Regions from separate parts of the Homo sapiens genome. Here region 1 is linked to region 2. Evidence: chromatin loops called from intact Hi-C (ENCODE). Cell type or tissue: chondrocyte. All regions are shown on one strand. Each heading gives the region's core, and the rest is flanking DNA. Links, peaks and the distances in the headings are about the cores only.

Region 1 (14,171 bases), core at 6,172-14,171, 110 kb after region 2:
TTTTCTATAACTTGCACTCTCCAAATATTGTAACTGATGAGGGACATTCCTTCCACTCCCACTGTGTGCTGATTTGATAAGTGTCACCCTCGCAGGTCAACTTTTCGCTTTTTGAGTGGTCTCACCATTGCTCTATCCTGTCCTTATGCACCACCCGGTACCAGCTCCCTTAATCTCACAACCACCTTAGAAAATATGTGTTATCCCTCTTCTAGAAACAAGGAAATAAAGTCCTAGAGAGGCGAGGGAACTTGGGCTCAGTGAAGCCACTGAAATATATCTTGACTGAAAAACTATCTCTGAAACCATCACCAACTACTGGTCAGAGAAAGGAGAAGATAACATCTTCTACTGAAAAAAGAAAAAGAGAGGGAGTACCTAGGTCCCAAAGGTGTGTGGAAGCGGCATTCAGACCTTGACATCTTAAGCTCTCCCACCTGGGTCCACTGATGCTGAGCCTGGATGTATTAGGCTGTTCTTGCATCGCTGTAGAGAAATACCTGAGACTGGGTAATTTATCAAGAAAATAAGCCTCCTGGCTGGGCACGGTGTCTCACGCCTGTAATCCCAGTACTTTGGGAGGCTGAGGTGGGTGGATCACCTGAGGTTGGGAGTTCTAGACCAGCCTGGCCAACATGGCGAAACCCTGTCTCTACTAAAAATACAAAAATTAGCCAGGTGTGGTGCGGGCGCCTGTAATCCCAGCTACTCGGGAGGCTGAGGCAGGAGAAATGCTTGAACCTGGGAGGCAGAGGTTGCAGTAAGCCGAGATTGTACCACTGCACTCCAGCCTGGGCAACAGAGCCAGACTCCATCTCAAAAAAAAAAAGAAGAAAGAGAGAGAGACAGAGAGAGAGTCAGAGAGAGAAGAAGAAGAAAAAGAAGGAGGAGGAGGAGAAGAAAGAAGAAAGAAAAAAGAAAGAAAGAAGGAAAAGAAAAGACAAGAAGGAAGGGAAAGAGAGAAAGAGAAAGGAAGAAACAAAGAGAAAGAAAGGAAGAAAAGAAAGGAAGGAAGGGAAAGAAAGAAAGAGAAAAGAAAGAAAGAAGGAAAAGAAAAGAAGGAAGGGAAAGAGAGAGAGAAAGAGAAAGAAAGAAGAAAAAGAAGGAAGGGAAAGAGAGAAAGAGAGAAAGAAAGAAAGAGAAAGAAAGAGAAAAAGAAAGAGAAAGAAAGAAGGAAAGAAAGAAAGAAAGAAAGAAAGAAAGAAAGAAAGAAAGAAAGAAAGAAAGAAGGAAAGAAAGAAAGAAAGAAAAAGCAAGCAAGCAAGCAAGCAAGCCTCCTACCCATTAACGGAGTGCCTAGCGGGGCTGATGTGGTCATGTCGGTGAGAGGCAACACTGGGAGAAGTTAGAATTCTCCATGATCTCTGTTACTCATATTCCCAAACCTCTCAAATTAGCCTGAGGCTCATGGTTCTGCAGGCTATACAGAAAGCATGGCGCCAGCATCTGCTCAGCTTCTGGGAGGCCTCAGGAAGTTTTACTCATGGCAGAAGGTGAAGCAGGAGTAGGCGTGTCACATGGCCAGAGCCGAAGCAGAAGAGCAAAAGAGAGTTGGTGGACAGAGGTGCCACACACCCTTTTTTTTTTTTTTTTTTGAGACGGAGTTTGGCTCTTGTTGCCCAAGCTGGAGTGCAGTGGTGCGATATCTCAGCTCACTGCAACCTCCGCCTCCCGGGTTCAAGCGATTCTTCTGCCTCCACCTCCCAAGTAGCTGGGATTTCAGGCATGCGCCACCACGTCCGGCTAATTTTTGTATTTTTGGTAGAGACAGGGTTTTGCCATGTTGGCCAAGCTGGTCTCAAACTCCCGACCTCAGGTGATCCACCCGCCTCGGCCTCCCAAAGTGCTGGGATTACAGGCATGAGCCACCATGCCAGGCCCCACACACCTTTTAAACAACCAGATTTCATCCATCGGGAAGTGCCTGTGGGGCTGGTGTGGACATGTGGGTGAAGGTGGCACTGGGAGAAGTTAGGATTCTCCATGACCTCTGTTACTCATATTCCCACACTCCTCAAATTAGCCTGAGTCTCGAGGACAGTCTGATGGCTGGGCAAACCCTGCGGCAAACCATTCCCCAGCCCTGCCCTCTCAACCAGAGTCCTTCCGATACATGATTCTGGGCAGCTGTTGTTACCCGTGTCCTCCATGTTCTTCCAGAGATATCCATGCATGCATTGGCATATGTGTATAATTATTATATCTATATTTCATCCCACAAGCTTTTGACATCAATAGTAGCATATTATTAAATTGTTCTGTACATTATTTTATTAACTTGGTATCTCTGGTACTGCTCAATATAAGAACATATAGACCTGGCCAGGCACAGTGGCTCACATCTGTAATCCCAGCATTTTGGGAGGCTGAGATGGGTGGATCACTTGAGGTCAGGAGTTCGAAACCAGCCTGGCCATCATGGTGAAACCCCCATTTCTACTAAAAATACAAAAATTAGCCAGGTGTGGTGGCAGGCGCCTGTAATCCCAGCTACTTGGGAGGCTGAGGCAGGAGAATTGCTTGAACCTGGGAGGCAGATGTTGCAGTAAGCCGAGATCACGCCACTGCACTCCAGGGTAGGCAACAAAGCGAGACTCTGTCTCAATAAAAAAAAAAAAGGAATGTATAGACCTTCTTTATTCTTTTTGATGGCTGTAGGTGGATGTTCTAAAATTTGTGTAACCAATCTCCTATTGATAATATTTAAGTTATGTCTTCAGCATCATATGAAACTTACAAACAAGGTTGCATTGACTATCCATCTGTAAATGTCTTTTTGAACATTTCTAGAATAATTGCAGGATAAACTCCTAAAATGAGAATTTCTGGGTCAAAGAGGATATGCATTTTACATTTAATAGATATTTGTCAAATTGTCTTCCAAAGTGGTCGTACCAATTAACACCCCGACCTGTAATGAATGAGAGTGCCTTTTTTCCCCACACCCTGGAGAGATGAAAAATTTATGGGCCCACTTTGGAGTGCATGGTGGAGGAAGCTGTTGGCCGTTATATAACCCTCGTCATTAATAAGCCTGGGGGTGGGGGGGGAGAAAGAGAGGTTAGTTAGTGGGTGCAAACATACAATTAGATAGAAGTAATAAGTTCTAATGTTCGATAGCAGAGGAGGGTGACTATAGTTAACAACAATGTATTGTATATTTCAAAATAGCTAGAATGGAGGACTTAAAATATTCCAACACATAGAAATAATAAATGCTTGTCTGCGGCCATGCCACCCTGAATGTGCCAGATCTTGTTTGTTCTTGGAAGCTAAGCAGGGTTGAACCTGGTTAGTATTTGGATGGGAGAAATGATAAATGCTTGAGGTGATAGATATCCTAAATACCCTGTCGAACATTATACATTCTATATATGTAACAAAATATCACACGTATCCCATAAATATGTACAAATATAATGTATCAGTAAAGAGAGGGCTGGGCACGGTGGCTCACATCTGTAATCCCAGCAATTTGGCAGGCCAGGGTGGGAGGATAGCTTGAGGCCAGGAGTTCAAGATCAGCCTGGGCAACATAGCGAGACTCTGTCTCCACAAAAAATAAAAATAAAAACGAATTAGCCAGGCGTGGTGATGCATGCTTATAGTCCCAGCTACTTGGGAGGCTGATGCAGGAGGATTGCTTGAGCCCAGGAGTTTGAGGCTGCAGTGAGCCTACGACTGCACCACTGCACTCTCCAGCCTAGGCAACAGAGGAAGACCATGTTTCTAAAAGAAATAAATTAAATAAAATAAATAAAAATAAAAAGACTGAAAAGCAGAGTGGTAAGAGAAAGGACTTTGGGGCTCAACAGTACTAGCCTTGAACCCTGGCTGTTACTTACCCATCGTGTGATAAGCAAATGCCTTAACCCCTGTGTGCCTCACTTTCTTAACATATAAAATAGAAGTAAAAATCATACCCACTTCAAGGGTCATTATAAAAAGCCAATAGAGATAATGTATATAAAGCTTCTGGAATAATGCCTGGCACACAGTAGGAGTTTAATAACTGGAAATTCATTGTTGTAGTGGGCAGCCTTCTGAATCTGTGTCCTCTTTGTCCACTAATGGCTTTGATCTGGATTTGGCTCAGGCAAGACCTGGGGAAGGGCAGAGACTGAGGGCAACTGGAGGTATAGGGTGGTCTGAGCTTCCCCAGCAGAGTGAGGCTGGGAAAGGTCTGGGAGACAGACCAGGCAGGTGCTGATAAGACCGGAATGGGAGGCTGGAGCATAAGGCAGTTCAGTTTTTCCCAAAGGGGGGTGTACAAAACGATCTCGTATGACTCCTTTATACTGTTAATGTTTTCATTTTATCGCGCACTGAAAAACAAAACCAACATATTTAATGAATGATTCCAAGGGGATTCTTGCTTTTACAAAAAATGCTAAAGTAGGCATTCACATGTTTAAAAATTGAGTTGATTTAAATTTTAAAATTACTAAGTCATAGTACATAATGTGTGAGCCACAGCTATCCCCAAAATCATGATAGCGATACATTAATGACTGAAGTTCTTTAAACATCAACATACAATGCCAATTCCAGAATTCAGCTCAAATTCTGCAATTACACAGGCTGGGGTTGAAACCCAGCTTTTTTGCTAACTGTGTAAAATTAGGCAGGAGGGCTAACCTCGCTGAATCTCAGATGTCTAGTCTGTAAATTGAAGATAATGTTTGTTTTTATCTCACAGAGTTGTTGTGAAGATTCAATAAAATCACAACATGTGAGGATGATCTGGCTGTGACACCTGTCACCCCACTGATCTCCAGAGTTGATTCGGCTGATCAGGCTGGCTGGGCAGGTGTCCCCTTTCTCCCTCACCACTCCGCATGCATTCCTCCCGAAACTGCACACTTGGTCAAAGAGGAAGACCTTTCCTGATAGAGGAGGACCATTCTTCAGTCAAGGGTATATGAGCACCTGTTCTGTCCTGCCAGAATCTCCGAAGGAGCTCTCAGTAAAATCACAAGATTTTATTGTGCATGGTAGCATGAGCCTGTAATCCCAGCTACTCAGGAGGCCGAGCTAGGAGGACTGCTTGAGCCCAGGAGTTTGAGACCAGCCTGCGCAACATAGTGAGACCCTGTCTCAAAAAAAAGAAAGAAAGAAAGAAAAGAATAATAATAGTAATAAATCACCTGTGCAACGTGCTCACTTCTCTCTTTGGAATGTAGTAAGTGTACCTAATAAATGTGATCATTGTAATCATCACAGTGAGCACAGGCTAAAGCATCTTGACTTTATTCTATAAGCAATAAAAGAGGATTTGTTTTTACAGAACTCATTATGTTGTGAAAATAATTTTCCAACATTAACAAAGAACATTCTTCAAGTAAAAGGAAAACCACCCATCATTCTCCCAACCTTCAATAATTTTCAATTTTGCATATTCTCCAGACTTTGTCAACATGAATACTTACTTTACATGGTCGCAATCAGTGTTCATGCAAATTCTTTTATCCTGACTTTTATAAACAAATATGATGTTATAAACCGGTCTCCATGTTTCTGCATATTCTTTATAATTATCATTTTGTGGCTGCATAATATTGCATTGACTATGTTAACTGCAGTTTTCTTAACCATTTCACTGTCTGGGGAAATGGAGGATAATGCCAGGGTCATGCCTGGAGCTTTTTTTTGTCTATTGCATTATATTCTTAAGATCAAATCCCAGCAGTGAGATTAGTCAGTCAAAAAGTAATAATATTTTCAAGGCTCTTGTTATATTTTACTAGATTGTTTTCCAGAGTTTTGCACACTGCTCCCAGAGATGTAGGAACACAGACGTCATCCAACCTTGCCAGTGCTGGGTGATGGTGTTTATAAACTTCTGCTAATTTAATAAGTATGAAATGCTATCCTCACACGGCTTTCATTTCTATCTCTTTGATCATTAACAGGTTGAACTATTTTCCAAGTATTTGTTTACTCTCTGCATACCCTCTTGGGTGAAGTAGTCATCCACTTCCTTCACCTGTTTATCTGTTGAAGTCTTGAGGCTTGTTTTATAAATGTGAGCGAGCACTTCAGAGTCAATAGACATTAATTGCTTCCAGCCAGATTTGGCCACTGAGGCTCCTGAGCAGGGGAATGCATGATCAAAACTACACCCTGGACAGATTAAATTAATTGGAGAAAATGGGCTGAGAGGCAGAGATATGTGTCACTGGCCTACTGTGTTTGATCCTATAGTGGGGGCCTGAACTGGGGCAACGGCCTGAGTCCCCCACTACCAGTAGCAGGAGGCTCCATGTGTCCCCCATATTAGAGCTTGCGGCACTTCCATTTGCCCCACCTCCTACAATACCCCACATACATGTACTCACTCTCCCTTGCAAATCTAGTGGCTTCAACCCACAGAATTTAAGGGGAAAGGAATTGTTCTGTCCTGTTCACTTACTGCAGAAATGAGAAAAGCGTTGTTCACATGGGATCACCTAATGAAGGGATGCCATCCCCAACGGTGCCTATAAGGAAATGGGGGAGGGTTGGAGAGTTGTGCAAAATGCAACAGGGAATCATCAGAGTCTCTTGCCCCATGATAGAGGGTTCTCAAATTAAGAGAGTCTACAGCAACTAATCTCACGGCCACTCTAGGCAGGGCTTCCCAATGCTTCCCCAACCCCACCTCCATCCTAGACTTTACCCACTCTGCTGAACACAGATGTTACCCATAGCACCTTGCACCATGATTGTTTGATTAGCACCTCCCACAGTAGACTGTGTTTCTGATAGGTCAGCAACATTTGCTGAGCACCTACTCTGCAGGGCTGTGCCAGGTGCACAAAATAAACAAAGCCAAAGACAACATGGACCCTGAACTCAGCAAGTTCAGAGTCAAGTGGGATAGGGAGGCTCTCTTCACTGGAAGGTAACTCCAAGAAACAATGGGACTCAACTTTCTAACCAAGAGAACTCCAGGGAGCTAAAATTCTGACTTCTGGTTAAGACTGGTGTGGAGCTTCATTAAAGAAGAAAAGATTCACCCAGACTTGAGTTCATAGCCTGGCTTTGCAGCTTTTAAGTCATGTAACCTTTGATGAAGTTATGTGACCTCTCCACCCAGCTGCCCCTAACACTTGCAGGGGCAGGGCTGGAGTGCAAAGGGAGGCACTGGTACCACAGCCTGGGAGGCACCACCCCACTAGTGCAAGCCGGGCAACCTCTGCCCCCAAGGCATCCCTAGCCTCCCAACTGCAAGCATCAATCTTGCACTTGGAAAGGAACCTCACCTTTGAAATCTAGGTTCAAATTTAGAATGATCCAGCTCCTTGAAGTTCTATACAGAAATACAGCCAGCAGCCAGGCCCGGTGGCTCACGCCTGTAATCCCAGCACTTTGGGAGGCTGAGGTGGGTGGATCACTTGAGGACAGAAGTTCGAGACCAGCCTGACCAACATGGTGAAACCCCGTTTCTACTAAAAATACAAAATTAGCCAGGCATGGTGGTACACGCCTGTAATCCCAGCTACTTGGGAGGCTGAGGCAGGAGAATTGCTTGAACCCAGGAGGCAGAGGTTGAAGTGAGCCAAGATCGTGCCATTGCACTCCAGCCTGGGCAACAAGAGCGAAACTCCATCTCAAAAAAAAACAAAACACACGCAGCTTCCCTCCACTTCCCAACCACAGCTCCATCTCAGACAACAAGGGGCCTCATGTCCATGCACATGAATATCCAACCAACATGTCTAAGGCCCAACCACACCCTCTCCAAACATCTGCCCCTTGGCCACCCTTTGGCCATGGGTTCATGCACTGGCAGAAAGGTAGTTCAGAGAAGAAGCCCACAAAGGGCCGGGAAGTCCACTTGGGCTTTTTGAGATTCCAGGGTCCAGGATAACCTAAGTGTGGTCTAGAAGAGAGATGCAGCTTCTGGGAGGCACATTCCTTGGTCTTAGGGACTTCTTGCCCCCATGGAGGGAAACTGGCTAGATGAGGGCCAAAGCAGAGCCCTCTAAAGCACAGGGCTCAGGGAAGGACTCTTTTTGACCAGATCTAAGAGCAGCACTACCTCTCTGAGCCTGTTTCTCCATCTGTAAGAAGGGGACATTAATAGACTCTCCCCGCTAGAGTTACTCTACATCAGCCAGCACACGTAAGTTCATGACATGAAGCAAGGGCTTAATATATACCCGTTGTACTATAAATAATAGGCCAGGCCTGGTGGCTCACACTTGTAACCCCAGCACTTTGGGAGGCCGAGGAGGATGGATCACAAGGTCAGGAGTTTGAGATCAGCCTGGTGAAACCTCATCTCTACCAAAAATACAAAAATTGGCCGGGTGTGGTGGCGTGCACCTGTAGTCCCAGCTACTTGGGAGGCTGAGGCAGGAGAATTGCTTGAACCCGGGAGGCAGAGTTTGCAGTGAGCCAAGATCTCACCATTGCATTCCAGCCTGGGTGACAGAGCAAGACTGCATCTCAAAATAAATAAATACACACATACATACATACATACATACATACATACATACATACATACATACAATACATGGACAGGGACCCTAAAAATGAGACAGGGAAAGAGAAAAACATGTTCTGACAACCTTGCCCTTTATACTAATTTAGGTTTTCTTGCCTGTTTTAGAAAGGGCCTGGACAGGAGCCCTGTTCCCCTCAGGCCAGGCAGAACAAGGTGTGGAACTCACTGTGGAAGGGTTCTGGGTGACAAGTGCAGCCCCGTCCCTCCACCTCCCAGCACAGTAGGCAGCACGTGTCTCCATTGACTGGCTCAGGAGCAGGCCTGGTGACCAGTGGGAGAGCTGAGGAGCCCAGGGTGGGGTCTGAAGGAATCCCTAGAAAATCTGATTTTCCCCCAGGGCCCACATCACGTGCCCAGAGCTGGGAAAGTGGAGGCAGCATGGGATCTAGCTGAGAGGCTCCATTTTTGGTAGCTTCTAGTTTGGGAGTCACAGAGACACCTGGATGATACGAAGATGTAGCTTTGCAGGACTCTCTAGAACATGGAGTCCAAGATATTCCCTTCAATGATGGGACACTGAAGCCCACAGAGGAGAGGTCTGTCCCAGTTACTCAGCCATTCGGAGGCAGAGACCAGGCTAGAACTCAGGACTTTTAATTTGGACCAGGATTCCTTTTACCACAGTGGGCAGCCCTAGCAAGTGCCAGGTAGGGTGGAACTGTGAAGGTCATCCGAGGGGTAGTACACGTGGGTAGGAAGTCATATCTAAGAACTGACCCCCAGACCTGGCTCTGCCACTCACTCCTTATGAGACCACAGGTGCTGGGTGCAGTGGTTCACACCTGCAATCCCAGCACTTTGGGAGGCCAAGGCAGGCAGATTGCTTGATTCCAGGAGTTCGAGACCAGCCTGGGAAACATAGTGAGACCCCCACCTCTACCAAAATTAGCCAGGCGTGGTGGTGTCTGCCTGTAGTCCCAGCTACTTGGGAGGCTGAGGTGGGAGGACTGCTTGAGCCTGGGAGGCGGAGGTTGCGGTGAGCCAGGATCATGCCACTGCACACCAGCCTGGATGACAGAGTGAGACAGAATGACACACTGTCTCAAAATAAATAAATAAATGACAGCAGATCATCATTTTTCTTTCTGCCTCTAGACTGCAATGCCTATTTCTCCAGGTAGTCACTAGGATAAAAGTAAAAATAATATTATCAGCATTTACCAAATACAGGGTCAGCTACTCTGTTATGTTCTTTCATGCTTTGTTTCTTTTAAGCCTCAAACAACTCTATGAGCTGGGAACAAGTATCGTCCTTCTTCCTCCCATCTTATTTATTTATTTATCTATGTATTTATCTATCTATTCATTTATTTATTTATTTTGAGACAAGGTCCTTCTAAGTCACCAGGGATGGCCTCAAACTTGAGCTAGGAACTAGTGTCACCACCCCCCAATTTCTTTTATTGATTGATTGATTGATTGACTGACTGGTTAATTTTGAGGCAGGGGTCTCGCTAAGTCGACAGGGCTGGTCTTGAACTCCTAGTCTTAAGCAATCCGCCCGCCTCAGCCTCCCAAATTGCTGGGATTACCAACACGAGCCACCATGCCCAGCCCCTCCCATCTTCTGAATAGGAAAACTGGGGTTTGAAAAGGTAAGCGACTTGCCCAAGGTCCCCTCCCTAGCTAGAGAGCTTCAGAGCCAGGGCACAAACCCATCAAAGCCTGTGCTCTCGCCCATTGAGCCACCGGACCTCGTACACTAACCGCCAAGTGTTCTACACAGTGAAGGTGACAAAGAGGTGAAGGGAAGAGCCAGGGAGGTTCTGTGGACTCACTCGGTGGGTATGCCCAGAGGGAAGGGGGATCTTGGGTGGCACATTGAGAGTAGCTGCGCTGTTAGTAAGTGAGAACTCGGAAGTCCAGACTCATCCAGTCTGTGCCAATAAACCCCTCCTTCTACCTGGTCTCCTTTCCAAAGCCAGCTGTTCTCCAGACAATGGGGTGGGCGGGGGCGGGTGTCCTCCTCCTTCTCAGGGAAAATCCGACGCTGAGCCCATCTCCAGAGATCTTGGCTTCCCGTGGGGCTGCAGATCCACCTAGAGCCACCAGAGGGCGGGCCAGCACTGCGGCCAAGGCTTGAAGACCCAGCACACCAAAGCCCGGCCAAGCCTCCAGCCCAGTGTCCAAGAGTCCAGCCAGAGGCCGAGTCCTCGATCTCAAAATGTCTAACTGCAGAAGCCCAACTCATGTTCAGGCATGATGTGTCTGATTCTACTGGGACAATCATTGCCACCAAAGAATTACTGCCAAAATAGTAACGACATTAGCTACCTACCACCCCTCCACACACCAACACACCTCATTTTACCAAGCACTTTCTCATGCCTGGGGTGCCTGGAGACTTAATGCAGCCTCGCGATGACCGGGTAGCCTCACCGTACAGATGAGGAAACTGAGGCACAAGGAAGGGGAGTACATTGTCTAGGGTCACCTGGAGAACTCTGATCTCCAGACTCAAATTTCCAATTCGTCCCCCCTCCCCCCAACCCTAACCGGAGCTAGGTGGGGTGGGGACAGCAAATGTGGATGGGGGGAGGTAAGAGGGGTCAGAGTGCTCTACAGAGAAGACCAAATGCATTGTGGCACCTACTGTAAAATGAGACCAGCCAGCCACCCACCCACCAGCCAGCCACCTAAAAGTCTTCAGTGGGCACCTGCTGGAAACACGACAATGGATGACACGAGTTCCCTGCCCTCAAAAAGCTGGTAGTCTAGTTGGGGGTGGAGGGGGTGAGTCAGCAGATAATTATGGGAAACCGTGACACCTGTATAAGGGGCGGGGATGAGCAGAGGGGCTGCGACTGCCTGGAGCCAGGGATTCCCGGACGGGGCTTCCCTTTCCTCGCAGCTCGTCCCAGGAGGAGGAGCTCCCCCCCAGCTTCGGGGTTCCGCCTGCCTTGGGGGCCCGGGGTCCCCTCCCACCCCTCCCCGAAGAGCGCGGGCCCCGGGAACCGATGACAGCACACCTGAGTCAGCCCGCCGCCCACCCGCCCCTCAGCGTCTGTCTCCGCATCTTGTGATATTTCGCTCCCCGGGAGCCAGCCCCACTGCGCTCCGGAGGCAGCTCGGCAAACAAACCCAGCGACAGATTGTGCCGCGGCTCATTCCGGGGAAGGACGCCAAACCCCACCCTGCTACCCCCAACACTCCCTCCCCGCCGCCGCCTCCAGGCCCTCCCCCCAGGCGCAGGCCCTAGTCGGGGTGGGTCCTGGGGAAACGCAGGGTCCTGTCCTGCCTCCTGGAAATAGGGGGAGCCCTGGGTGAGGGAAGACGGGAGCCCCAGAGACTTTTCTTTCTGTTTCTACCTGATCCGAAAACGAGAGGGGCGGGAAAGGAAATTTAGGGGCACAGAGAGGAGCTGGGGGGCCGAGAAGGTCCGAAAATGGAACCAGCAGGGGGCACCCGAGAGCCGAGGTGCCCACGGGCCGGGAGCCTGGGAATGAAACTGGGGAAGAGGGGGAGAGAAAGGGAGGCAGAGACACCGAGACACACAGAGACGAGAGACAGAGACGCAGGGAGCCCCGCGGGGAGGAGGAGAGAGACGAAGACACAGAGAGACAGTGAGAAAGACAGAAGACCGGGCAGGGAAACAGACGAGTAGAGACAGAAAAGGTCCGAGAGAGAGTGAGGGAGGGAGGGAACAGAGAGACAGAGACCACGAAATATGAGTAAGAGTCGGGGGAGAAAACCAGAGAAATCGAATGAGAACGCGAGAAGAACGAGAGACCGTGGAGGGAGCAGAGAATGAATGGGAAGAATAAGACCAACATTTATCAAGAGCCGACTGTATGCCAGGCACTGCATTGGACCCTGGCACGGATAGGAAAGGAGGAGCCGCGGCGCGGGCAGCGGGGCGAGGGGCTTCTGTGCTCGCGGGAGCGGCAGCCCAGGGGGCTCAGCAGCCCCGGCACCGCCGCACCTGAGGCTCCAGCAGCCCCAACCCCGCCAGCGCTGCCTGGCCACCGTACCCGAAGCGGCTCCCCCGAGGGCCCCGAGCCTATCCTACGCCGGGGCGGCTCCGCGGACGCGCCGGGCCGAGTCAAGACCTGGGTCAACCGCCCTGCAGCCTTTGTAGGGAAGTGCCTAGGTGATGGGTCTGCTGATACCGCCTGTGACCAGGCCATGAAGGGCCAGAGGGGCTCCAGTGAGACCATAATCCGCCCCTCTTTAAAAGGGGGTAGAGGAAGTTCACGCGAAGCCAACAGTCTTCTCCCCAGCTTTGGGTCCTCTCCTGCACCCCCGCGGGAGATAAGGTCTCCCCTCCCGGACACATCATACATACACAAAAAAACGCACACACTCGCACGCGCGCCCATCTCGCACCCGCTTGTAAATGCACTAAGGGGCATACACACACCGGGCACATATTTCTTTCCACCCATCCCCAAGATCGCAAGCGCAAAACCTCGCACAGCCTCACGTTTCCCACCAGCTCAGACATGCACGCTGGCGGACTTTCAGCGGCTCACCCGTGTGCACACTCACGTGCCCCCCCCCCCGCTTCCCCAAGCCCGTACAAAGGGTAACGGGCAAGCATCCTGAGTCACACCTGCACAAGCATCCTTGCGCGCACGTGCACGCTCATATGCACTCGATCTTGCACGCACAAACTCTTGCATATACTATTCTTATAGTCGCACACTGGGCTTGAGGTCTGGGAGTGGAAGGAAAAGTGGAATCTTGGAGCTGTCCCAGGGGACAGAAATGCTGGAGGCTGGGACACTGGCGCGAGGGACGCGGCTGGGGGCGGGGGAGGGGGTGACCCAGAAGCTCATCTTCTCCTGGAAAGTTGGGAGGGGGGAACAGGACAAGTCCACGGCGTTCCTCTAAACTACCGCATTCCCCCAAGAAGGGATTTCTCTAGAAGAGTGGCGCCGCGAGGACGATCGAACACAGTCCTCCGGGTCGCTTAAGCGGGGGGGAGGGGGGCGGGGTGGAGGGGGTTAGAAAGCCGCTCCCGCCTCCTAGTGGTCGAGAAAGGGTTAAGTCGGCAAGCCAGCAAACGAGGGAGGAGCCAGCGAGTGCGGGAAGGAGTGGGGGTGGTTGGGAAGAGCTTCCTCGCTGTCCCCACTCTCCCTCGGCTAGCAGCCTGGGCACACGGACAGACGGACTGACGGACTCTCGAGCGGACAGCGCAGCTAGCGGGGCGCGGGCGCTGGGCGTCGACGGCCAGCCCCAGCCTTCCCCGCCCCGTCGCGCCCCGCCCCGTCCCGTCGGGGCCGATGGCTCCTCCCGAGGCCCGCAGCCCGGGCGGCGCAGGGTAGAGCGCCGCGGCCCGGCCACGCAGCCCGGGGACTCCCGGGCCCTCCCGGAGCCCCGCGGGGTCCCCGCCGTGCATCCGGCGGGCTCAGGGAGCGAGTGGGAGCGCCCTCCCCCCGCTGCCCCCTCCCCCGAGCATCGAGACAAGATGCTGCCCGGGCTCAGGCGCCTGCTGCAAGGTAAGAACGCCAGCGGCGGGAGAGCGGAGGGCATCCTGGGGAGAGAAGCAGGGCGTCCCCTCTTTCAGGGATTGAGGGTGGGGCAGTTGGGGAGGTGGGGTAACCTGGGGAAGGGGAAAAGCTCAGCGCTGGGGCCGCGCCCCCGCCGCCAGGGCTGTTCTCAGCAGGAGGGCACTTGGCTGGGAGCCCGCGGGCGCGTGCGAGGAGCTCGTGACCGAGGTGGGACGCAGGGGGCA
Region 2 (14,866 bases), core at 3,489-11,488:
TCGGGATCATCAACCGAGTAGTTCAGCTTCTGATCATCTCCTACTTTGTAGGGTGAGTCTGTGGCCTTTCAGGTTCCTGGCGGGGTGGGCTGCCTGGTATCCCGTCTTCACCCTCCTGCCTCGGTGCTACCATCCAGCTTCCTGAGCTCCTCTGCTCCTGGGGGAAACAGTTTCTTCTGTGGAGCCGAGTCTTAAAGACTGGCCTCTGCCACCCCCACCTAGGGCCTAAATTCACCCAGGTGAATTCTTTTCCCAGTTCGTCCTCCAGGGTTGAGATTGGTTTCAAGACACACGCTCGGAGTAGTAGGGTCCCTGCCCCGGCACTGCCCTCCACCGAGGGAGGGCTCAGGAGCTCCATCTCCACCCTCCCTGCTCTCATCTCCCCAACAAGAGAACAGGCAGACCCCCTCCCACATCTTCGAATTCCCCTCAGTCAAGTCTTCGGGGTCTCAAAAAGACAAGACAGCACAGGAATAGGGAAGGGAAGGCACTGAGACAAGGGGGTGGTGGCAGGTTGATCAAGTTGGTGGCCGGGAGGGAAAGAGAGAACTGGATCTGTTTTAGAATGAGGAATTTCCTTCTGGCATGGATGGGTGAGATGGTGAGAGAGAGAAGGGCAAGGGAGAAGCCCTCTGCTCTTGAAGGGGAGGACAAAGAGGGAACTGCCCCTTGATGAGGAAACAAACAGAGGCCCAAGGGAAGAGTGGCCAAGGAGAAAAGGAGCTTTTCTGAACATAGTGCCGCTCCCTCCCCAGGAATCCAGAAATGCTCCCCTTTGTCAAAAAGTGTAAGTTCCCTACCTCTCCCTGACCCTGTGCCATGTAACCCATCCTAGGAGTTGCTTAAGAGCCAGGAAGGTGCAACCATCCCCTCAGCCCCCACCGCCTGCAAGCACACACCTACACACACACACACACACGCACACAAAGGGCTGTGGAGCAGACAATGGCTGGGGAAGAATGCAGGTCCTGTCCTTCTTGTGGTCATTTCCACACACTGGTGGGCACCAGGAAATACAGGCAGAAACCTCGAAGGTTTTCTTTCCTGGCATGCGGGTCTCCAATCTTATGCTGTTCTTTCAGACAATGGGTCTTTGCATTTGAGGCAGCAATCCACTGACTGTCAGGAGTTAGTTCAAGCAGGTCAAAGGAGAATCCTGTGTGCCTGTGGGCTGAAGCTGCATGCAAACCTGCTTGCTTGAAATGTTGAAGTTTATGCGAGGGTGTGGAGGGAAAGGTGGCTAGATGTGACTTTTTAGGTGATTTTTTGCTCTGTGTGCTGGGCAAGCCCTGGTAGGCTTCAGTGGGCAGGTATTGTAAAAAGGCTGTACCATCCAGTGCTCCTTTGGGAGATTTTAGAAAAGGGATTCAAGCTTTGGAATAGCATTAAATGGCCACAAAGTTCCCTTCCAATGTTGAGGTTTTGTGAGATACGAGGTTTGCAAATGTTCGCTGTCTGCATCTCTAGAGCTTGGCTCAAAGTTGGTTCCTAAATGTTCTGTGTTCACGTGTATATTCAATGCTGTGGTTGTTTATAGCCACAAGATGGTATGTTGGCCCAGGTGAGTGCAAAATCTGGCTCAGCACATTCCCCTTCTGGCCTGGCTCCACTGGCTCCAGGCAGAGATTGATGGGGGAGAGAGTGGGCTCCTAGACCAGCCCGCTCAGCCCCCACTGCCCTTGTCTCTGTCTCATCATGATCAGATAGAATCCTCCAGTCCTCAGGGCTGGAGCCCAGCCTGCTGGAGCGAGTGTGCGAAGCTCTTTAGCATCTTAATTTCCAACCCCATCCATCTCCTAGCCTGACAGCTCCCCACGGGACACTGCCTTCCAGTTACATCAGCGCCCTCTGCAGCCCAGCCCCCTGACCTGAGTCCCATCTCCGTGTATGTGAACCCATGCACGTTGTGACTTCATGAGTCCACCGTCATTAATTTAGCAAAAATGTACCAGCATCTCTGCATGCCAGGCACTGTGGATTGAGGACGGAATGGTGGGCAAAAGCAGACAGGGTCCTCGCCCTCCTGGGGCTTACAGCGGAAGGCAAGAGATGGCATTCATCTGATGATCTCCACAAACGTGAAATGTCAACTGTGGCTTAGAGGTGCACAGTTATAGAGAGCCGCTTCTGTGAAGGTGTTTGGCCCAGTCAGGGAGTAAGGGAAGGTTTTCTGGAGATGTGACATTTTAGCCAAGACCCGAAGGATGAGTAAGAGCAGCCCAGGTGAAAGAGGGAAGGAAGAGAGTTCAGGGCAGAGAAACCCACCTCTGCAAAGGGAAGGAGGCTGGCAAACAGGGGAAAGAAAAGAAGGTCATTGTGGCTGGAGCCGAGGGAGCAGAGATGAGTGAGGGTGGTGTACGGTGGATGGGAACACACACAGAGGCCGGACCTCAGACACCCTTAGAGAGCTTTTGTTTTTACAGGAGATGAATAAACAGAAGCCATGGAAGCATTTTAACCCGTGTGTCTGTGTGCACTTTTGTGTGTGTGTGCACGTGAGTTTGAGAGAGAGAGAGACAGACACGATGAGATCTGAGTTGGGAAGAGCACCTGGGCTGATTCCCTGGAAGTGGAAGGAGTAGGAGTGGGTGCAGGAAAACCTGCTAAGAGGCAGTTTATGCAGAGAGGTGACAGTGGCTTGGACCCAATCGAATTTGAAGGGATTTTTAAGGCTATAGTGTTAATATTTCACTGATACTTCAATCTCTTCCCCATCATCCCAACCAGGTCAACAACCTAGACTCTGCCTAACATGAGTCCATCATTTCTCTGAGAACTTCTCAGCAACACACCACCTGGTCATCTCACATACGCTCTCACCCCCGCCCCTGGCCTCAGCTGCTTGTCTGTGGTTGACACCATTTCATCACTATTTTCCTTTACCCACTCCAGGGCACACAGAGAGGCCTGGACTTACCTGATGTTTCTCACATCTTTTCTGGGTCCACGTGGTAATCCCCACTCACCTCTGTGGAGTGGGACTTCCCGAGAGCCCATCCCCGTTCTGGATCCTTTGGGGACCTGAGAAGTTGAAGGAAATCCCTAGGATCTGAGTCCCTGGAAGCAATAGCCTGTGCTTGGCCTGAGGTTGATTTCCAGGGCCTTCCTGGAGGAAGCTGCCTCCTTGCAAACTAGGAGGCCAGGGACTTCCCAGGCCTTTGATGCCCCATTGTGCTGAAGGGTCACTGGTGGCTGCTGGAGCCTCTGACCCCACCACAGCCCTGCCCTACCTGCCCTGTTCCTCCCCCATACAAGACCCAGTCCACAAACTTGCCATCTGTACAGCCCCATGCTTTGGTTCATAAAATTCAGCCTCATTTCAGATCTTAGGTGGGAGTTCAATACATAAAGCAGGTGAAAGGGAGGAGCTGCTCTGGTTTAAAGAGAAGGGTCTAGAATCCTGCCTTCTTGGCTCTCCACTCCATCCTCTCAGCCCAGGGTATCACTGTGAGGCACCTTGTCAGCACAATTAAGTGACAGATATGGTGGAAAGAGCTGTTATGGTGGGAAGAACTGTTGGGCTGCCCCATCTTTTTTTTTTTTTTTTTTTTTTTTTTTTTGAGACGGAGCCTTGCTCTGTCCCTCAGGCCGGAGTGCAGTGGTGCAATCTCGACTCACTGCAACCTCCGCCTCCTGGGTTGAAGCGACTCTCCTGCCTCAGCCTCCCCGGTAGCTGGGATTACAGGCCTGTGCCACGACGCCCGGCTAATTTTTGTATTTTTAGTAGAGATGGGGTTTCACCATGTTGGCCAGGCTGGTCTCGAACTCCTGACCTCAAGTGATCCACCTGCCTCGGCCTCCCAAAGTGCAGGGATTACAACATGAGTCACCATGCCTGGCTGGATGCCCCATCTGGACCAGTCATCCTGGTCCAGAGAGAGGAGTGACTCTCATTCCTGCCTGCCCTCTCCCCCAATATGGAACGTAGAGCACTTGGTTAGAAGCCTGGCTCTGACACCAACTAGGAGAGGGCCTCCTAAGAGTGACTTTACATCTCTAAGTCTCAGTCCCCATATCTGGAAAATGGATTTAGGAATACCTCCTCCCTGGGAGTTATAGGGAGGGGAGGTAACATATGTCAAGTGCCTTGCGGAGATGGTGACTCAGTAATAGATGGCAACTGCGACTACTTCACAAAGACCCCCCCATCACCCCTCCCCCTTTCCCTCTGCCCAGCTCACACCTTCCTAAGAGACCCCTCTCCTCCTCCCACACACACAGCGTGCACTCTTCACACCCACTCCCCAGCCTCCTCCTTGGCTCCCTGGGGGCGGATGGGAGGGTGCTGGGGCGCGGCTCTGGCCTCTCTCCTGCACATCCCACCTGCCAAGGAGCTGCCACACGCCTTCCGCTCTATAAATAATAAACCATGAATGCGAGAAGAAAATAGTCAGAGCAGCAGAGTAAATGCCAAGAATCGAAGGCTCAGGCCTGCCCTAGCTCCTGAGCCCTGGCCTCCAGAGACAGCCTCAGCCCCTCCGTTCTGGAAATGAAGCATCCCCTTCTTTCTAGCTGCCTTGATGACATCCCGAGGCCCTGTGAGGCCATTGAAATTCTTCCACTTGTTATTTAAGTCAGAGAGAGAATTCTAATGTGGCCTCTCCACCCCACTGGGCACAAGAAGGAGCCTTGAAGGAGGAGGAGGAGGAGGTAGGAGATTGGTTGATTGTTCCTTGGAGTCCTCGGCCCTTTCCTCCTGAGACTTTCCTAAGCCAGGAGATGCTTTCACTGGTGATGGAGCAGGAGCTGGTAGGAAAAGCACAGGGTCCGGTTCAGGGGGCCAGCATGGCCTGGCTTTGAGCTGGGACACAGCTAGAGACCTTCGAGTGAAGAGGCTGTGAGTGGTCTGGAGCACGTTGTCTGGTTAGAGCTGACATACCAGCTTTGCAATCCTGGGCAAGTTAGCACCCTCTCTGTGCCTCAGTTTCCTCATTCATGACATGAAGGTAATAACGAAGCTGTCTCAGTAAGAATGTAGTGAAAGATTCGGCTTAGCAAGTGCCGCATTGGTTATATAATACTAGTCTGAACTCTGCATCTCCAAATGTTCCTGGACTTTAAGGACGCAGGGCAGGGGCCTCAGAAAACCATTTCCTTAGGTCGACACTGAGAAATATGTCTATTCTGTGGCTAGGCACATTGAAGCTCGGTTCCAGAAGGGTGTGTTTAGACCACAGTTTGCACTCTGCGAATGTACAGCCAACAGCCATCTTAGCTGGAAGCAGAGAGCCTAGGCCCCAGACCTCACTCCCTTCACTCTGCAGGGCCCCAGGCTGTGAGCTAATAATGCTCATTTGGGTTTCCTGTGACAGGGAGGCTCCCTTCTCTTCTTCAAGGACGTAATTTGGCAGATGGGATTTCTACGTGAGGCATACTTCCTTGTGAAATCTGAATGAAACCCCTCCCCTTCCAAAAAAAGAAGAAAAGAAAAGTGCTGGGAGATAAAGCAGCACCACAAAGCCCCATAGAAGGCGGTATGCATGAGAGCATTTTACAAGCACGCAAGTCACTCTAAGTGGTGCGTTAATCAGGATGCCGCCTGCCTGCTCTAAAGGAGCAATAGGAAAGCAGGTAACGGGTTTGAAGCCATATGCTGGTGCTTTGACTACACCCTTTCTCTCCTGCTCAAGAAATCATTCAGAATTCAAGCCAGTAATACTACTGAAAAAATGATAAATATGTGAGGTAGTAAATATGATCATTAGCATGACATAATCATTCCACAAGGTATAGGCATATCAAAACACCCACATTGTGCCCCATGAATACGTACAATTATTACTTATCAATAATAAATAGGGCTGGGCATGGTGGATCCCGCCTGTAATCCCAGCACTTTGGGAGGCCAAGGCAGGCAGATCACTTGAGGCCAGGAGTTTGAGACCAGCCTGGCCAACATGGGAAAACCCCGTCTCTACTAAAAACAAAAAAGTTAGCCAGGCGTGGTTGTGCATGCCTGTAGTCCCAGCTACTCAGGAGGCTGAGGCACGAGAATCACTTGAGCCCGGGAGGCAGAGGTTGCAGTGAGCCGAGATGGCGCCAGTGCCTGGGTAACAGAGTGACACTCTGTCTCAAATAATAATAATAAATAGTATTTATTTATCAAAAATTTAAACTTAAATTAGAATAAAAAGAAAAAAAGATTCCAGTGAGCAAAGGAAGACCCATGATGGGGATAACACCAAACCCTCTCACTGAAAACCGAACGAAGAGCCACTTGCAAATATCCGCTGGGGTTTGCAGTAAATAGGATTGTGGTGTCCAAACTATAAGTGGCTGGGACCCCCGGTACGTTCTGGGAGCTGCTGCTGTTTGCATGTTCCAACAGTAGGTGACCCCAGAGATCATTCAGTCCAGCCTCCACCTGAGGAAGGGGCCTCCTCTCAGCACACCTGCCAGGTGAGCAACATGCTGTCCTGGAGTCTTCCCAGACGTGTGGCACGCGTGTGGTGACTTTCCGCAGCAGGCGGTTCTGGGATTGAAGTCCTCGCCCACCTCCTTATAGAATCCTCAGGTCAGCCCAGCTCCTGGCTCTGCAGCTTCCCAGCCTCTAACTCCTACGGCTTTGTCTTCTCTGGGCTACACAGTCTCAAATTCCTTCCACTCACCTTCATCTGGTGTGGTTTTCCAACCTCGTGCCACCCTGGTTAGAAGCAGAAAATGCCCTCACCCAGCATTTCCAAAAGTGTGCTCCTCTGTTCCATGAGACGTCACCAGTATTTCTCCAAGACTGGCTTCTGTGGTCAAATAAGATTGGGAGACAGTGAGGTTAACAAAATGTAACAGATGTATTTGTTTGTTTACATCGTATGTTTCTCGGGGAGGGAGGAGGGTTGCATGGCATTTTCTAAACGTATTTGATGAGGTTTTCTCATCTGTCGAATGGGAATGGTGGCAGCATCTACCTCCCAGTGTGCCATCAGGAATAAAGGCAATCTTGCCAAAGGCTGGAAGTGTGGGATTAAGTGAGGCTGAGCGGGGACTTCAGCCTTGAGGGCTGTGATTGGCGATTTCAAATGGAAAGGCAGGCACTTTATAGGAAAGCAGAGGCACGAGTTGCCAGCAGGTATTTGCAGGCCCTTTTGCTCGAGGCCAGGAAAGTCTGAGAAGGAAGATAGGGATGGAAAAAGGGAAGGCCTCATCCACGTGGTCCCATTATGGCTTAAAGCTGTAGGAAGGCGCCAGTACAGGTAAATGACCACTGGGTGGCAGCACAATCCAGGGAATAAGATCAGACTCTTCCCTCCCTCCTCCCCCAGCCCCCCCACCTTCAACCGAGCTCCTTTACCTGCCAGGTAAAAGCTCAGCCGCTGTCCCCCGCTTCCTCCTCTGTTCTCATCTGACACCTGGGCAGATAGATTCTGCCAAGCACCGAGCTCCCAAGGACCTTTATTGATTTGTTTACTGAGCTACTTTGTGTTGGACACTTAGGGTACAGCCGTGGGCCAAGGCTGGAATGCATGGGAGCAGAGGCCTGGGATCCTCTGTCCTTCTGTCTCCTGGGTGCCTGCCAGAGAAGTGGCCCCCATCAGCAGCATGGAATGACTTTGAGCCATGCATTCTCAATGGGGCCATATGGCCCCCAAGGAGGTGAAAATTGGTTCTCACTCTTTTTATGCATAAAGCACAAATTTGCATACAGTACATAAACAGATATCTGTGATATCAAAGTTTCATGGAGGGGGGGACCACTAGGGGAGAAAATGTCTAGAAAGGCACCTGAGGGGCAGTAATGGGACAAAAGGTGGAGAAACGCTATTCTAAGTCAACCAAGGGCTCACTCTAGGTCTCACGCCTCTGGAAGGAACCATCCGCACACCCTGCCAGGCATGGCCAAGTGTTGGCAGGAAGGTGACCTCTCCCAGCTTCTGTCTGCTGGGTCTATGGACTCCTCTCTTTCTCTTCATTTATGCTCTCCTGCCCCAGGTGGGTTTTCTTGCACGAGAAGGCTTACCAGGTACGGGACACAGCCATTGAGTCCTCGGTGGTAACCAAGGTGAAGGGCTCCGGACTCTACGCCAACAGAGTCATGGATGTGTCTGATTACGTGACGCCACCTCAGGTATGGTACCCCTACCCAGAGAGGCATGTGGATGTCCAGACACTGGGCAGGTTGGAAGGGAGAAAGCGAGCAAAGAGTGCCAATGGGATTCCCAAACTAGAATCCATGATGTCACTGATCCAGAGGACCTCTCCCCCAGCAGCTGAGAGCTGTGTGAGAGCTTGGGCCTGCGGTGCTGGGCATCAGGAAAGCTGGGTTCCTCTCCAGGCTCTGCCACAACTTGTAATGCAATCAAGGACAACACACATGGGAGAAGGGGGCCATGTGGGTGGCTGCAAAGAGCCAGCTCTGCCCCTCACCAGCCCTGTGACCTTGGCCAAGTCACTAGACACAAGCCTTGCTTTCCTCATCTGTAGAGTGGGGATAATCAGTTATAGTCCCTGTCTCACTGATTGGGACTGTTGGATGTTTTTCTCTCCCTTCTTCTCCTCCCAAGGGCACCTCGGTCTTTGTCATCATCACCAAGATGATTGTTACTGAAAATCAGATGCAAGGATTCTGCCCAGAGGTGAGGGGAGGACAGAGGTTGGGTGAAGCAGGTCAAGGCTGAAAATGTTGGTGGGAGTGGGAGCAGTGGCAGGGAGGTATGAGCAGAGGCCCCAAGTCTGACCTTGCAACTGGGACCTGGGACCTCCACCCTCCTGAGGCTGTTGGTTATGGGGAGGTCGAGGGAGTCGCGGAGCTCACCAGGCCAGGACAGTGTCCTTCACCAACCTGTGACCCGTCTGCCCACAGAGTGAGGAGAAATACCGCTGTGTATCAGACAGCCAGTGCGGGCCTGAGCGCTTGCCAGGTGGGGGTGAGTCCAGCCCCTTACCCACCCCACAATCCCAAGTGTTAGTGGGACCCATGGGGGAGAGCCCGTCGTTGGAGAGGGAGTGGGAACCAGCCTGTTCCATGTCATTCTGCTGGCATTTACAGTTGCTCCCTGGGTGCCACACCCAGTGGGTGCTACAAAGGTGGCATGGCCCCTGCCCCCAGAGGAGTTCCCAGTCTAGGATGGTGGTGACAGACAGGGGTGCTTGAAGTGGCCTGTGCTGTCCAGGAGGTACAAAAGACTGTTGAGCCTGGGGGAGGGGGAGAGATTGCTTCTGGGTGAGCAGTACCCAAAGGCTTCCTTGAGGTGGTGACATTTGGGATGGTCCCTGAAGATGAATAGGATTTGGCAGGACAGAGGGGGCTTCAAAAAGTTCATTCCAGACAGAAGGAACAGCTGCAGCACAGACTCAGAGGCAAGGAAGGAAGCACAAGAAGAAGAGGTGTCCTCAGGGTTGCTGGGGCTCGGAGCACATGAAAGGAAGGCTGTCACCTCCCTTTGGCTGGGTCTGGGGCTCAGGAGAAGCAGCAGGAGAGAAGTCAGCTCCCTTTTCCCTGCCTGCTCTTTTCCCCCACTTGCCAGGGTCCCTGATGGGGGGAAGGGAAGAGGGAGGAAGGAAAGGGAGAGGAGCAAAGGGCAGGCAGCCACCCAGCAGCTGTGGCTCTCACTTTAGGGATCCTCACTGGCCGCTGCGTGAACTACAGCTCTGTGCTCCGGACCTGTGAGATCCAGGGCTGGTGCCCCACGGAGGTGGACACAGTGGAAACGTAAGGCTCCAAGCCAGACAGGAGGAGACAGGCCCCCACCTCAGCTCCCCTTTGCCCATGTGGGAGCCGTGCGTCTCTGAGCTTGAGGAGGGTCTGTGGCTTTCTCCAGTGTTGTCCCTTCCTGGTGTGGGGGGTGGCCTCAGGCCCAGGGTATCATCTTCCCCAGCCCACCCACCTGCCTCCTCCTCCTGCTGTGACACTCAGGCACAGACAGCCCCTTCCTATAGCCCACTCTCAAAGTGCCCTTTATCTATAAGAGGTCTCCCTTTGGAGGCATCCACCAGGAAAGGTCGCCCTCAGGTGAAAGCCTTCATTTCCCCCTCTTCTTCCTGGAAAGCTAAGGCCTCCTGTGCTCACCCACAGGCCCATCATGATGGAAGCTGAGAACTTCACTATTTTCATCAAGAACAGCATCCGTTTCCCCCTCTTCAACTTTGAGAAGTGAGTCCCCACTCCTTCCCTAAAGCCAAGATGCAGGCACCCCCGGCCCTGCCAACCTGTTTTCAGGGAAGTGGAGATGCCCCCTCGCCACAGTTCTTCCCACTTTCGCTCCACTGACCCATCTCCCTGGGCCTACCATTCCCAATCTCCCAGCGGGCCTTGGCCACTGAGGATCAGGTGAACTTTGGGGTCAGTTTCTCTGCCAGCCTCCCCACCTTGGGGCTCAGACCCAAACGGGAGTTTTGCTTGGGGTAGGAGAGGGACAACTTAGGCCTAGTCGTGGGTCAAGGATGCCTTCAACGGTTGAAACCCTTTCGGTCTCGTCCCATTCTTTTTCCCCACATCTAGCCCATGTGTGGAAATCCCTTTTCTCTTAGTCAGTTCAGCCCCCCTTCATTGACTTACTCATTCCACAGCTACTCAGTGGGCATTGGCCATGTGCAGAGGGCAATGCCAGTCACTACAGAAGTGCACTAGGCCAGGCGCAGTGACAAATGCCTGTAATCCCTGCACTTTGGGAGGCCGAGAAGGGTGGATCACGAGGTCAGGAGTTTGCGACCAGCCTGGCCAACATGGTGAAACCCTGTCTGTACCAAAAAAAAAAAAAAAAAATTAGCCAGGCGCCGTGGCACACCCCTGTAATCCCAGCTACTTGGGAGACTGAGGCAGGAGAATCGCTTGAACCTGGGAGGCAGAGGTTGCAGTGAGCCGAGATCATGCCACCGCGCTCCAGCCTGGGCAACAGACCGAGACTCCGTCTCAAAAAAAAAAAAATGCACAGAGTAACCAAGAATGATTCCTGCCCTCTCGAACTCCCAGCCTGGCAGCTGGAGATTAGTCACCGACATACATCACCCTGATACACAGGGAAGGCGGTGATGGGGCACCAGAAAGATGCAGGGAAAGGAAAGAGGGGAGGGAGATGGCGAGGTCCAGATGAAGGCTGAGGGCTCAGATCCCCCCTAGGCCTGGGCTCCGGAAGGCGGGGAGAGATTGCACAAGACGATCTTCCCATGAACCCTGGGCTGACCTCTCTCTCTGCTCCTCCCCAGGGGAAACCTCCTTCCCAACCTGACAGCCAGGGACATGAAGACCTGCCGCTTCCACCCGGACAAGGACCCTTTCTGCCCCATCTTGCGGGTAGGGGACGTGGTCAAGTTTGCGGGGCAGGATTTTGCCAAACTGGCGCGCACGGTGAGGACCTAGCCATTCTTCCGCGACCCCAAACTCCCCACCTTCAGCCCTTTCCCAGATTTCAGGGCCCTTTGGCCGGCACTGGCCAGGAGCCGCCGCGAGACAGCGCCACCTGGTGGAAGCATCCCAGGCCGCCACTGGCTTTGTGCCTGAATCCTTTCTGCTTTCCCCGCGCAGAGCGATCTTGCCCCCCGCCTCCGCCGAGTCCACCTTCCTCAAGCCTCAGTTTCCCACTCCCATCTTCACACTTCACCTCAGGCAAAGGCCTTAGATCTGTAATAAGCCCCAAACGACGGGAAAGTAGACCTGTGGCCACTTTCTCCTGTGTTGTAGCTAAAGCACTGAAGATCCCAAAATTAGGACTCAGAGGCTCCAATGTTCGCATCCGAGCCACAACCTTTTTTTTTTTTTTTTTTTTTGAGACAGAGTCTCGATCTGTCTCCCAGGCTAGAGTGCATGGCGCGATTTCGGCTCACTGCAACCTCCGCCTCCCAGGTTCACGCCATTCTCCTGCCTCAGCTTCCGGAGTAGCTGGGACCAAGCCCGGCTAATTTTTGGTATTTTTAGTAGAGTCAGGGGTTCGCCGTGTTAGCCAGGATGGTCTCGATCTCCTGACCTCGTGATCCGCCCGCCTCGGCCTCCCAAAGTGCTGGGATTACAGGCGTGAATCACCGCACCCGGCCACCACAGCACTTCTTTACTGAGCAGTATATGACATGTCACTTTCCGTTCTCCCTGCCTCCGTCTCCCACCTGGAGGATGGGAGGAAATCATTTGTCACCACCTCCACCCCACCCCCACCCTGGCCCAGAGCAGGGAGTCAGAGGGCGAGGGGAAAGCTCATACCCGGCCCGTTTCTTCAGGGGGGAGTTCTGGGCATTAAGATCGGCTGGGTGTGCGACTTGGACAAGGCCTGGGACCAGTGCATCCCCAAATACTCCTTCACCCGGCTCGACAGCGTTTCTGAGAAAAGCAGCGTGTCCCCAGGCTACAACTTCAGGTAATTCCCTGTCTCCTGGGACACCAGGAGAAGAAGGTGCGGGCTGTTAACGGCAATGTTTATTGGGGAGACAAGATCCCACATCCATCCACCCACCCCTGGCCCCAAGTCCCACCTCAGGTTTCATTTCAAATCAGGAAGGACTCTCTAACAGCCATTAGGATCTAGCTGGTTGTCCTGGGAGACAGTGTCTCCTTATCACTGAAGGGGACCACGCCAAGGATTCCTGCTGCAGGTCAGTAGTTAGAAGAGAGGGCCAAGGTCTCTTGAAATGCTAGGGTTCTGCGATTCTTTGCCTGTTCCTAACACTGGCCTGAAACTGTGACGTGCTTAAGTGACTTCCAGATAGGCCCATTCCCTGCCCTGGGCCTGAATTTTCTAAGGTTTCTCGCTCTACAAAGTAAGGGTGATAACTGGTATCATTTTACATTTTACAAGATGGCAACTTTGCATTTCTCTCCGCAAACGTGTGTCACCAGTAGCAATTATAATTGTCTCTGGTTCTTCAATGCCTCTCCAAACAAGAACTCAGACCAGTCTTTAAATATCATCCCAATGGCTTTGAGACTTCAGGGATCTTTTCGGGTTTTGTTTTGTTTTGTTTTTCCATTTTGAAGAAAGGGAGAGAGGAATTAGAGGACAAACTGTTTGGAAGCAACTGAAAGCGCTTGAACAAGCCATTTGTCTTCTCCCATCCTAATTTCCCCACCTATGAAATTGTGATAGTACCACTGTGATCTTCAGGATTCAATTAACCAATGTGTGAAAAGCTTCAGCTTTCTGTTTTGTTTCTCTCTTCTTTTTTTTCTGAATCATTCATTTATTGATTCATCCATTAAACACATACCAATTGTCTACTACGTGCTGAGGACCGTACTCAGTTATCTTAGGTTAGCAGTTCTCAAAGTGTAGACTACAAGGTCAACACTACTTATTAAAGGTTTTGTTTTCTTTTTAATTGATAAATAACAATTGCATATATATGGGATACAATGTGATGTTTTGATACATGTATACATTGTGGATTTCCCCCAGTTTTTGAAGATCCTGAAGTTTCTGGCAGGGCCCTGTTTAAGTACACAGCATTATACACTAAACAGCTTAAATAGAACAAATAGGGAGTGACCAGGGGAAAAAAATACATAAGAATATATTTCATTTACATTTGAACATAAGAATGTATATTTGAATATATTCAAATAAATGTTACTCAAATTTCCTTTGTTGAGGTGGTATTCTCTGATACAATGGCATACGTAAGCCAAAAATAATCATTTCACCTTTTAAAATTGTTAATTTATAACTTAAAAAAATAATCACCCACCCCATTAAGCTTTATATTTAATAGTTTAAAATATACATGTATATTCTCTGGAAAGAAGAATCTTTAAAAATTGAAGTACTTTCATCATCAACTCCAAACTTTAAAAAAACCATAGGAAACAACACATATTTTAAAGTAGGTTAAAAATACTGTGCGGCTCACTGGCAGAAATTGGCATATTTATTCAGTTGGTATATCACACTGAGATCAATACAAAGGATATTTGTATGGTGGCTTAAAATAGTAACATATTAATAAAATTCTCATGATCTAAAATGCAAGTTTTCATCTTCATAACTTCCCTTTGGCCATTGGGAATTCTTTAATCCTCCAAATAACTCATTTGGCAGAAAAGCTTATGAAGAATGTGAATATTATAAAGACCCCCAACTACTGATATCGTACAGTTTTAGAACAGCATCTCTCATCTAAATAAGAATTGGTCTGGAGTTCTTTATCTCCAATTTATTGCACTGTGGCTGCCTTCCCTCCCTCCCCACCTGAGCACAGAAGGATGCGGGATAGACCTGGTCCTAAATAAGCTTGGAGGGTATTTGGGGAGGCAGGACGGAATATCCCCAAAGACCCTGCCTGCATAATTCCCAGAGGCCTAAGAGAAACCACCCCCTCTTAGGATCTCAGATAATTGACTCCCCCAACAAAGTCCCCCAGGCCAGAGAAGAAGGAGGCAAAGCTGCTTAGTTTGACCCTTGTGATTTAAAAGTTTCCAGAGGGCCCAAGTAATAGCCCTGACATTGGGGGACATCTGATATCAGTGGCAAGCAGAGGGCTCTGCCCAAGCCCCTTCCCATCCCTTCACCTGGGTGCCCACCCACCACCCTCATGCAACCTCAAACTACTGGCACCCAAGGCTAAGCTAAGAGCCCACGTGTGGGAGGCTGCAAAGCTGTCTTTCTGAATGCTTGAATAAGAGAGAAAGGGTCACAAAGCCAGGTTCAGTGCGGGTCACAGTGCACTTTCTATGATATGGTAAGATGTACGCTGTTTTTTAGAATCTCACCAAGCTACTTATCAGTAGAAACCATACTAGTCACCCTGTGTGCAAAACGTTTTGTGTGCTTCAGCTCAGCATTCCTTGCATGCCCTACGAAGTAGATGCTACAATATCCCCCCCAACTTTATAAAGGAGAAGATGGAGTCTCACTGTTAAATAACATTCTCAAAGTCACAAAGCAAGCAAGAGGGGGAGCCTGGATTCAAAACATATTTCTTTGGATGATCTCCACCCCAGCCAGGAAGA

The links. Peaks named below come from ENCODE experiments on the same cell type or tissue, not always from the same donor. Only the 100,000 strongest peaks of a DNase experiment are listed, where the experiment ranks them.
Region 1: a loop joins it to region 2, with 2.9 times the contacts of the local background. A loop is called at or near these places in 51 of 110 quality-filtered maps.

Annotation. Positions count from the first base shown.
Region 1 is chr11:57,446,962-57,461,132 of GRCh38, forward strand. RTN4RL2 (reticulon 4 receptor like 2) reads left to right here and starts at 13,567. Exons shown (of 3, transcript NM_178570.3): 1 at 13,567-13,935. The coding sequence starts at 13,905. It also overlaps the pseudogene RNA5SP341 and the pseudogene RN7SKP259. RefSeq lists silencers at 12,415-12,474, 13,574-13,843. In chondrocyte, for the core only: CTCF peaks have their summits at 10,550 (motif pointing right), 11,852 (motif pointing right), 12,059, 13,487 (motif pointing left) and 1 weaker place; a DNase peak (open chromatin) is centred at 10,567.
Region 2 is chr11:57,338,618-57,353,483 of GRCh38, forward strand. P2RX3 (purinergic receptor P2X 3) reads left to right here. Exons shown (of 12, transcript NM_002559.5): 1 at 1-52; 2 at 7,927-8,062; 3 at 8,499-8,570; 4 at 8,798-8,861; 5 at 9,553-9,646; 6 at 10,010-10,087; 7 at 11,140-11,281; 8 at 12,145-12,281. Among named protein-coding and RNA genes, the nearest start is that of P2RX3, 7.7 kb to the left of the region's middle. RefSeq lists an enhancer at 11,212-11,711. In chondrocyte, for the core only: CTCF peaks have their summits at 7,196 (motif pointing right), 7,461 and 11,394 (motif pointing left); DNase peaks (open chromatin) are centred at 9,622 and 11,294.